Regions from separate parts of the Homo sapiens genome. Here region 1 is linked to region 2. Evidence: chromatin contacts called from ENCODE Hi-C or POLR2A ChIA-PET data. All regions are on one chromosome and are shown on one strand. The core of a region is the stretch at or near the end of the contact, and the rest is flanking DNA. Distances in the headings are between cores, read along the strand shown.

What was found. A loop is a pair of places that touch in the nucleus more often than their neighbours do. ChIA-PET counts read pairs that join two places held with the same protein, here RNA polymerase II (POLR2A). Pooled maps may share reads with other maps.
Region 1: a loop to region 2 is called in a pooled map, with 11 times the contacts of the local background. The contact joins two enhancer-like sites. A Hi-C loop is called at or near these places in 10 of 37 single-sample maps with no recorded cell type and 12 of 50 pooled maps. POLR2A ChIA-PET finds 5 or more read pairs at or near these places in 1 of 52 experiments (activated CD4-positive, alpha-beta T cell).

Annotation. Positions count from the first base shown.
Region 1 is chr2:113,690,044-113,695,772 of GRCh38, reverse strand. The region is part of intron 1 of LINC02936 (long intergenic non-protein coding RNA 2936); the gene reads left to right. Among named protein-coding and RNA genes, the nearest start is that of LINC02936, 11 kb to the left of the region's middle. RefSeq lists enhancers at 363-412, 1,673-1,802, 2,243-2,332. Within about 2 kb of position 2,057, at least 5 of the 41 ENCODE cell types and tissues checked have a DNase peak (open chromatin) inside an H3K27ac peak, as active enhancers do.
Region 2 is chr2:113,788,665-113,794,240 of GRCh38, reverse strand. No RefSeq gene overlaps it. Among named protein-coding and RNA genes, the nearest start is that of SLC35F5, 35 kb to the right of the region's middle. Within about 2 kb of position 2,265, at least 2 of the 41 ENCODE cell types and tissues checked have a DNase peak (open chromatin) inside an H3K27ac peak, as active enhancers do.

The DNA of each region.
Region 1 (5,729 bases), core at 808-3,307, 98 kb after region 2:
TTTATTTTTGAAGTTTTTAGGTTTTTTTTTTTTTTGAGACAGAGCCTGCGCTCTGTCGCTCAAGCTGGAGTACAGTGGTGTGATCTCGGCTCACTGAAACCTCTGCCTCCTGGGTTCAAGTGATTCTCCCGCCTCAGCCTCCTGCCTCAGCCTCCTGAGTAGCTAGGATTACAGGCACATGCCACCACACCTGGCTGATGTTTGTATTTTTAGTACAGAGGGGGTTTCCCTGTGTTGGTCAGGCTGGTTTCAAACTCCTGACCTCAAATGATCCCCCCTCCTCAGCCTCCCAAAGTGCTGGGATTATAGGCATGAGCCACCAAGCCTGGCCTAAGTTTTAAAAAAAATTTAATTAAAAAATAATTGCATGTATTTATGGGATACAGTGTGATGCTTTGATACACATATGCACTGGGGAATGATACAACCAGGCTAATTAGCATATCCATCACCTCCGATAGTTACCATTTCTTTGTGGTGAGAACATTGAAAATCCTCTCCTTCAGGTCTTTTCAAATACACAATACATTAGTATTAACTATAGTCATCACGCGGTGCAATAGAGCACCAGAACTTAATCCTTCTAACTGATGATAACTTTGTACCCATTGACCAACCTCTCCCCTTTCCCTGCCCGCCCCTCCCTCCAGCCTCTGGTAACCATCATTCTACTCTCCACTTCTGTGAGTGTGACATTTTTAGAGTCCACACGTAAGTGAGGTCATGCAGAATTTTTGCTCTGTATATGCACATGTCTTATGTACAAGTAAAGAAGCTCTGCAAATTTTAAGACACCAAGGATGGGGCATTCCCACAGCGAGGCAGGCGCTGGGTGCAGGAGGTAAGTGAGGGAGTGTTGTTCCAGTCCAGATTTGATTCACTATTTCTGAAAACATGGAAATGCATTACCAAACAATTGGACAAATATACGTTAAAATTTAAAAAGAACCTTCTGCAGAAAAGAAAGGAGCAATGGGGATAAAACAGCCACACGGTCATGGGTGTTGCACGTATAATATTTTGTTCCAGTTGAAGCTCTGTGTTTTCTTAGCCAGTTTTCTCATGACTACTGATGTACTAAGTACAATCACACCGGAGCTGGCCGACGTTAGACTGTGGGCTGTGGCCACGGATGTCAAATAACAGCCCTGGCCTCGTCCACACAGTAAAGAGCAGACCTCACACGGGATGGTTTACCATCAAGGGGTCCAGACAGAAAGGCTGTTCTAGAACCCCTCTCACTTAAAGAGCACAAATCCGAATGAATACATTGTTTTATTGTTTTACCAGTAAGGTTCTTGACACTGATGACTTACCTTCCTATCCCCAGGAAACAGATGGTAAGTGTCCTTGAGGAGAATATCCCTTCACAGCAAATTCACATCTTTCCTTCAGCCTAGAGAGATCAGACAGAGATGAAGACCTCACCACTAAAGACCCACTCTCCTAGCTGTTTTGGAGAGGTCGCTCTTGTCTTTATAAACTTCTGAAGTTGTCTCTTGGCATATTTCCCTCCCCTCAAATCCTTATAAAAACAGGTGTGGCTAAAGCCTGTCTTTGCTGAAAGAACACTCTCTTCCTTAATAGAAAATTCTCTATTGAAAACTTATTTTCCCTGGCTGGGCTCAGTGGCTCACGCCTGTAATCTCATCACTTTGACAGGCCAAGGCGGGTGGATCACACAGTCAGGAGATCAAGACCAGCCTGGCCAACGTGGTGAAATCCTGTCTCTACTAAAAATACACAAATTAGCTGGGTGTGGTGGTGCATGCCTGTAATCCCAGCTACTTGGGAGGCTGAGGCAGGAGAATAGCTTGAACCAGGGAGTTGGAGGTTGCGGTGAGCCGAGATCGTGCCACTGCACTCCAGCCTGGCGACAAAGTGAGACTCCATCTCAAAAAAAAAAAAAAAAAAAGAAGAAAAGAAAGAAAGTCGTTTCCCTTTCTGGCTTCTGTGGTTAGCGGTGCAACAGTAGCAAAACTGGTCTCAGACATGTGAGTGGGAGGCAGGAAATCTGCAAAGTGACAATGGTCACCATGTGTACTCTTCACCCTTTCTGTGTGCTAGACCAGAGGCCCATGCTGGCATGCCATTCTGACATGCACTGTGAGGGAGCTGACATTCTCAGAACAAATGCCGCATGCGTGGAAGATGGAGGAGCCCCGTGCCAAATTCCTTCTGTTTTTATCCTCCTTCCAGTAGGAGCCCCAGATATCAACTCCACAAATTTGAAACTGTGCCAGACCAGAGTGTGTAGAGAAGTGTTTGGGGAACTGTGGGAGGGGGAGAAGATAATATTGGTATAATAAAATCAAATTCGGGGCTGGGCATAGTAGCTCACGCCTGTAATCCCAGCATTTTGGAAGGCCAAGGTGGGTGGATCACTTGAGGTCAGGGGTTCAAGACCAGCCTGACCAACATGGTGAAACCCTGTCTCTACAAAAAAATACAAAAATTAGCCAGGCGTAGTGGTGCCTACCTCTAGTCCCAGCTACTCTGGAGGCTAAGGTAGGAGAATGGCTTGAACCCAGGAGGTGGAGGTTGCAGTGAGCTGAGGTCATGCCACTGCACTCCAGCCTAGGTGACAGAGTGAAACCCTGTCTCAACAAACAAACACACACACAAAAAAAAAAGAAAAGAAAAAAGAAAAAATCAAACTTGAAAAAGAACTCCATTAAAAAGAAAAAAACTGATTTCATAACTATAATAAAAATACGCTATAAATATAGTAAAATGCCATGGAGTCTGTGTCTAACTCTGAAGAAAAAAAATTGTCATCTAAAAGACAGATTCTGGAACCAAACACCAGAAAAGTTCTCAAGAAATGAATGGCTTCTTTAGAAGACAAAGAATGAGTAAGTTCAGTTGTAACCAGAAGTGAAAGCAAAGTCATCTACAGCTATGCTTGGAGATGTTGGTCTTTTCATAGCATGGTCTTTTTGTGGCATGCAGCAGTGAGGGCAAAGAAACCACTAGGGAACTTTGAAGCCTTGGTTCGCTGCTGCTAGGGATTCCATTGTACAGATCTACTATGCACCAGTTAATGGATAGTTTACTTTATCTATGCACCAGTTAATGGATATTTGAATTATTTTCAGTTTTTACTTATTATGAATAATGTGGCTTCAAACACCCCCATGTACGCTTTTAGGTAGACATAAACCTTCAATTCTCTTCATAGATACTTAGGAGTGAAATTGATGGATCGTTTGTTAAGTACAGGTTTAACTTTTTAACACACTTTCAAACTATTTTCCAAATGACTATGTCATTTTAAAATCTTACCAACACATACTTGTCAATACTTGGTATTGTCAATCTCTTAATTATAGGCATTTTAGTGGGTATGAACTGAATGTACGTTATTCTGGTTTTAGTTGCATTTCCCTAATGATTAATTATTTGGAACATTTTTCATGTGTTAGCCATTTATATATCTTCTTAGGTGATATGTCTACTAAAATCCTTTACACATTTTTAATTAGCTTCTAACTATTGAGCTGTTCAAATTCTTTGCATTATCTGTATATAAATCCTTGATCAAATAAACCATTTGCAAATATTTTCTCCAAGTGTATAGTTTATCTGTTTACTTTCTTAATGCTGTCTTTTGAAGAAGAAAAGTTTTAAATTTTGTTGAAGTATAATTTATCAATATTTTCTTTTATGAATCATATTTTTGATGTCAAATCTAAAAATCTTTTTTTTACCTAATTCAAGGCCACAAAGATTTTTCTTCTATCTTTTAAAGAAGTTTTATAGTTTTAGTTCTTACATGGAAGCTTATGGTCCATTTAAATTAATTTTTGTGTATATCTGCTGGTGGGAATGTAAATTAGTACAACCTCTATAGAAAACAGTATGGAGATTTCTTTAAAAATTAAAAGTAGAGCTACCATTCGATCCAACAATCCCATTTCTGAGTATCTACCCAAAGGAAAAAAAATCATTATAAAAAAGACACCTGCATGCATATATTCATTGCAGCACAATTCACAACTGCAAAGATAAGGAACTAACCTAAGTGCTCATCAACCAATAAGTGGATAAGGAAAATAAGGTATATATATACCATAAATACGACTCAGCCATAAGCAAGAATAAAATAATGTTTTCTGCAGCAACTTTGATGGAGCCGGCGGCCATAATTCTAAGTGAAATAACTCAGGAATAGAAAGCCAAATATTGCATGTTCTCGCTTACCAGTGGGAGCTAAGCTATGGGTATGCAAAGGCATACAGAGTGATATAATGGACTATGGAGACTCAGAAGGGGGAGGGTAGGAGGGAGGGCAAGTGACAAAAAGCTACATATTTGGTACAACGTATATTACTCAGGTGACGCTTGCATTAAAATCTCAGATTTCATCACTGTACAATTCATCCATGCAACCAAAAACCACTTGTACCCCAAAAGCTATTGAAATAAAAAATATTAAATAAAAATACAAATTAAAAAGGCAAAAAATAATAATTTTGTGTATGATGTGAGATAAAGGTCTAAAGTCATTTATTGTATATCAATTCAATTCTATATTAGTCCATTCTTACGCTGCTAATAAAGACATACCAAAGATTAGGTAATTTATAATGGAAAGAGGTTTAATTGACTCAGTTCAGCATGGCTGGGGAGGCCTCAGGAAACTTACAATCTGGTAGAAAGGGAAGCAAACACATCCTTCTTCACGTGGTGGCAGCAAGGAGAAGTGTCAAGCAAAAAGGGGAAAGGCCCTTATAAAACCACCAGATCTCATGAGAACTCACTCACTATCATGAGAACAGCATGAGGGTAACTGCCCCCATGATTCAATTACCTCCCACCGGGTCCCTCCCATGACACATGGGGATTATGAAAACTATAATTCAAGATGAAATCTGTGTGGGGACACAGCCAAACCATATCAATAAACATTATCTGTTGAAAAAAAGCTGTCTTTTCTACGGGGATTGCCTTTGCACCACTGTCAAAAATCAATTGTCCATAAATGTAAAGGTTTATTTTTGTACTCTCTATTCTGTTCCATTGACCAACATGTCTGTCTGTATGCCAATACCGCCCTGAGTTGATTACTCTAGTTTTACAGTAAATTTTGAAGTGAAGTAATATGAATTGTGGGTTTTTTTTCAAACTTACATTGGCTAGTCTACATCCTTTGCATCTTAATATATATTTTGGAATCAACTTGCTAATTTCTACAAAATCCTAACTGGAGTTTTGGTAGGGATTGCATTTGAATTTGTAGGTAAATTTGGGTAGAATTGCCATCTGAACAATACTGAGTTTTCTGACCCAGGAACATAACATATTTCTCCATTTATTTAGATATTCACAAAACATTGTTTCGAAATTCTCAGTGTATGAGTCTTACACTTCTTTTGTTGATATTTTCCCAAGTGTTTTATTATTTTTTATTGTATTGTGAGTGCAATTTTTTTCCTTAATATCATTTTAGATTGTTCATTGCTAGCATATCAAATACAATTGATTTTTTATATTGGTTTTATATCCTGCAACCTTCCTAAACTTACTCATTAGTTCTAGCAAGTTTTTTAAAATAGATTCCATCAGATTTTCTACACACATCTTCTGTGATTAAGGACAGTTTTATTTCTTTTTTTCCCAGTCTGGATGCCTTTTATTATTTTTTTCTGGTCTATCCCTGGCTATAACTTTCAGTAAAATTTTCAATAGAAGTGTTAAGAATGGACATGCTTGTCTTGTTTCTGATC
Region 2 (5,576 bases), core at 1,016-3,515:
GGATTACAGGTGTGAGCCACGATGCCCAGCCCAATTATTCTTTCTTTTGCATTTGTATCTTCTGAAGAGAAAATGTATCTGAATCTCTGAGTTGACCTCTGATACAGAATGTTCCAGTTGGGTTGATCTTCTGGGCAAGGCCAGCTCAACCTATAACTAGTTGTCTTTGGTCTGGAAATGGTTTCAGCTCTGGTCACATGACACAAAACAAGTGAAGATAAATAGAAACAGGCACAGAGTCCTACACAAAATTAAGGTGTTGAATTAATAAATGCATTTTTATGATATTTGTGAATATTATTAATAAATAGTAGCTCCCGGTTGTGGGAAAGATGATGTAGAAGCACTGGATATATCCTGTGATATTACTATGCACAACAACTATTTAAAAAATTTTTTTAAAGAATCTAATCAATATGTACTTACATACAAAAAATTAGCTGGTCGTGATGGCACACGCCTGTAGTCCCAGCTAATAGGGAGGCTGAGGCAGGAGAACTGCTTGAACCCAGGAGGCAGAAGTTGCAGTGAGCCGAGATTGTGCCACTGCACTCCAGCCTGGGTGACAGAGCGAGATTCCGTCTCAGAAAAAAAAAAAAAAAAAATGTACTTATGACTTTTTTGAATGGTAGCAAAAGTAGCAGAATTTTTTTTTTTTTTTTTTGAGACAGGAGTTTTGCTGTCACCCAGGCTGGAGTGCAATAGCATGTTCTTGGCTCACGGCAACCTCCGCCACCTGAGTTCAAGCGATTCTCCTGCCTCAGCCTCCCAAGTAGCTGGGATTACAGGCGTGCATCACCATGCCCAGCTAATTTTTGTGTTTTTAGTAGAGACGGGGTTTCACCATGTTGGCCAGGCTGGTCTTGAACTCCAGACCTCAGGTGATCCACTCCAGACCTCAGTGCTGGGATTACAGGTGTGAGCCACCGTGCCCGGCCTTTTTATTTCTTTTAATCTTAAAAGTGATAGCATTTAATTGTCTAAAGGAAAATGGTGGAGAATACCAGAGGGACTGGAAAGGAAGAAGTTTTTTTGGGAGGGGTAAAATAGCTGTAGATTTCTTTTAGTAGAAAAATGTTTATATATATTGAATACTAATTCTAATAATAACTTATAGAGAGCTACAAGGTTTTCAAAATTGTTTCAGAGAACATTATACAAGTTGATGGTCCTAACAGTGCTGTGTGATAGGTGAAACAGAGATTGTAGCCTTTATTATATAGATGATAAAACTGAGGCATAGACTGGGCACAGTGGCTCACACCTGTAATCCCAGCACTTTGGGAGGCCGAGGCCAGTGGATCGCCTGAGGTCAGGAGTACAAGACCAGCCTGACCAATATGGTGAAACCCCATCTCTACTAAAAATACAAAAATTAGCAGAGCATGGTGGCATGCGCCTGTAGTCCCAGCTATTCGGGAGGCTGAGGCAGGAGAATCGCTTGAAGCCAGTAGGCGGAGGTTGCAGTGAGCCGAGATTGTGCCACTGCACTCCAGCCTGGGTGACAGACGAAGACTCCGTCTCAAAAACACAAGACAAAACAACAAAAAAACTGAGGCATAGAAAGAGTAAATGTCTTCCTCCAGGTCACATGGCTAATTCATCTAATACATTCTCTAGTTTTCCTACTTTAGCATCCTGTGGAAGGATCGTGGGAAGGAGATGCTTCCAGATAGGGCTTTCATAGTGTTGAGATGGGAACGGGAGTTGCTACACTTAAACATGGCACCAATGTCACTTCATTTGTCTTCTCCCCAAGCAGTTTTTCCTCTAAATCACCATATGTTTGTTAAACGGGGCTGGAACCTCCCCACCTACTGTTTAGGATTTCCTTTCACTACAGTGTAACATAAAGTGTTGGCATCAAATCCAGAGACTGTGTGGATTTGAAATCCTCCATAAGGTACAACAATACCAATGTGGTAGTTATGGGCATTTGGTCACATAGTTAGTAATGTAAGTGTTAGTGGCCTGGCCTGTCTATTTTTATGCATAAAGAGAGATCAGCAAGAATCAGATTATCTAGAGTGGCACATTGTTCAACAATAGACACAGTGAACATGAAAATAAGTGGTTACCCAGAGTTTAGGGAAACTGAAAGTGCTGCATGCCTTTTACGCATTCAGATGTCATGCAATTCTTGTTTTCATTTAGTTATTCATTTGAGTTGTGCCTGGATTAGAGATACCGTAAGTGGCAAGTCTACCAGAGTGGAAAAAAATTCAGTCATGGTATCATGCCTTAAGGAAAAATGTGGTTATTAAAGCATGTTAATTTTTAACTGAAAAATAGCTGACTCTTTTCCTGGAAGGATGTGAGCAATGCAACTATTTAAAAGTAAACTTTTTAAGCCACATAACCAGCACCCAGTTGAGGCTTGTGTTGTATTAGGTACTGAAAGCATTTTATGGAACTCTAAAATTACTAACAATATATCAAATACAAAGCATCTGTAAATTCAAACCATATATATAATTGCATACTAGTAATTTAAGGAAATGAAACTTTCTCCCTCAAATTCTTACTACCATAGTAGTAATTTATTCAGGCTCTCTAAATGTTCAATAACAGTAAAGATATATACCAAATTCATGGCATCAGAGGTGTTTCTGGTGGCCTTGTCTTTCACATTACATAGCTTTTGGGGGAAAAACTCTTTATTTTTTTTGAAATTTCTTTGTTGTTGTTGTTGTTTTTGTTTTAGACGGAGTTTTGCTTTGTCACCAGGTGGGAGTGCAGTGGCATGATCTCGGCTCACTGCAACCTCCACCTCCTGGGTTCAAGCAATTCTCCTGTCTCAGCCTCCTGAGTAGCTGTGACTCCAGGCATGTGCCACCATGCCCAGCTAATTTTTTTTTTTTTTTTTTTTACTTTAGTAGAGACGGGGTTTCACCATGTTGGCCAGGATGGTATCTACCTCCTGACCTTGTGATCCGCCCACCTTGGCTTCCCAAAGCGCTGGGATTACAGGTGTGAGCCACCGTGTCCAGCTCTGAAATCTCTTTTAATGAAAAATTTCAAGCATACATAAAAGTAGAATAATATAATGAACTCCGCATATACCTATCATCCAGCTCCAACTATGTTAAATTCTTGGCTAATCCTTTTTCATCTATACTCCATCCCCTTACTACCCCAAATATTTTAAAGGAAATCTCAGACCACATATTTTTCTTCTATAAATACTTTAGTTAGTATACACCTCTAAAAGATAAAAGAATCTTTTAAAAATATAAGCATGGTGGTAGATTATAGATGGTCTTACATGTTTTTTACTTCTCCTCTTGAGAGGGGAAGTCTAATTCCCCTCATCTTCAATCTCAGCTGGTCATAGAGACTTGCTTGATCAGTAGAATGTGGCAGAAGTATTATTTAAGCACTTCTGAAGTTAAGTCTTAAGAAGCTTTGAAGCTGCCATCTGGACCTCTTGGGATACATCCTTTGAGAACTCTAAGCTTCCATATAAGAAATCTGAAAACCCTGAAACGCTGATGAGATCACAGGTCAGTGCTCTAGTATAAAGTCTCAGTTGAGGTTAGCCTTCCAGTCTTCCTTTCCAAGGCACCAGACATGTAAGTCAAATCATCTTAGACCTTTTAGATCTGCCCATCTGCCAAGTGAGTACCATGATGAAGCAGAAAAACCATCCAGCTGAACCCTATTCAAAATTCCTGGCTCGCAAAGTTGTAAGATGTAATAAAATGGTCGTTGCTTTAAGCCACTGTTACGCTGCAACAGATAAAATGGAACAACCACAGAACCATTAGCACTCCTAAAATAATTAGCAATAATTCCCTAAAATATCAAATATCCATTGTTCAAATCACAACTAATCTTTTGGAATAATTTTATTATTATTACTATTTTGTAGAGACAACTGTCTCACTATATTGCCCAGGCTGGTCTTAAACTCCTGGGCTCAAGAGATCTTAATGCCTCAGCTCACTAGAGAGCTGGGATTACAGGTGTGAGCCATCATGCTTAGCTACGAATAATTGTTTTTGTTTCAAAATTATCTTGAATATTTTGTTTTAAGTGGGATCTAAACAAGGTCCATACATGGTGATTGATTTTTATATATATATTTTTTTGAGATGGAGTCACACTTTGTTGCCCAGGCTGCAGTGCAGTGGTGTAATCTTGGTTCACTGCAATCTCTATCTCCCAGTTTCAAGCAATTCTTCTGCCTCAGCCTCCCAAATAGCTGAGACTACAGGTGTGCACCACCGTGCTCTGCTATGTTTTGTATTTTTAGTAGAGACAGGGTTTTGCCATGTTGGCCAGGCTGGTCTCAAATTCCTGACCTCAAGTGATCCGCTTTCCTTGGCCTCCCAAAAGTGCTGGGATTACAGGCATGAGCCACCACGCCCCGCTGATTTTTATATTTCCTAAGTCTCTTTTAATAGTTTCCTCTTCCTTTTTTTGTTTCAAATTATTTAAGAAACTATATAATTTGTCCTCAGAATTTTCCGTAATCTGGATTTTAGTATTGTTTTGTTGTTGTTGTTTGAAGCAGAGTCTTGCTCTGTCACCCAGGCTGGAGTGGAGTGGCATGATCTTGGCTCACTACAACCTCCACCTCCCAAGTTCAAGCAATTCTCCTGCCTCAGCCTCCCATGTAGCTGGGACTACAGGCATGCACCACCACGCCCGGCTAATTTTTTGTATTTTCAGTAGAGACAGGGTTTTCCTATACTGTCCTCAAGTGATCCGCCTTCCTCAGGCTCCCAAAATGCTGGGATTACAGACGGGTGTGAGGCACTGCACCCATCCTGGATTTTAGCATTGTTAACACCTTCTCCTATCGCCTGTGTCTCCTGTAAGTTGGTAGTTGGATCTAGAGCCTTGGTCCATTTCACGTTTGATCTTTGGCAAGGCTATTTCACAGTGGTGGTGTTTACTTCCATCAGGAGACACATCATATCAGATTGTCTCTTGTTCTATGATGTTTGCAGCCATTGACAATCATTGCCTTGATCCATCAATTAATTTGGGTTGCAAAATGAAGATTGTATTAATTAGCTATATCTGCATAAGAAAAGAATCAAAGAATCTCAGCAGCATACAATAATAAATATTTATTTCACTTATTTACCATCACCTTCACCTCATCTTGTGGGCCGAAGCAAGTCGTATGGCCAAATCCAAAGTCAAGAGGTAGCAAAGTAATCTTGCCTCGAGTGGAAGGTGAGGAGTCAGCTTCCAGTCCAAAATCTTATGCATGATCTTCCAGACCTGATGATGGGGAATTAGAAAGCTTTACCTGGCAAGACTCATGGGGGGAAGCTGCCCTCTTCACACCACACTTGGTGCACAGCCAGTGCATTGCAGTCTCTGGAGGAAATTACAGTCAAGGACCCATGGCCCTCTCTGCAGACCAGCCATGTCCTTACACATTCTGCATTCCTAACTTAGGTGTCTCCATTCAAAGGTTTCTTTATTGGGGGGGCCTCAGCTAAGGCACTTCCGTTGTGCATCTTCCAAGATCCCCTTATGGGGAGTCTTGACTGAGGCCTTTTTCTGTACTTTGACTCAGTACTTTTGCACTCTGAGCCCTTCCCTCTCTCCCTCCTTCC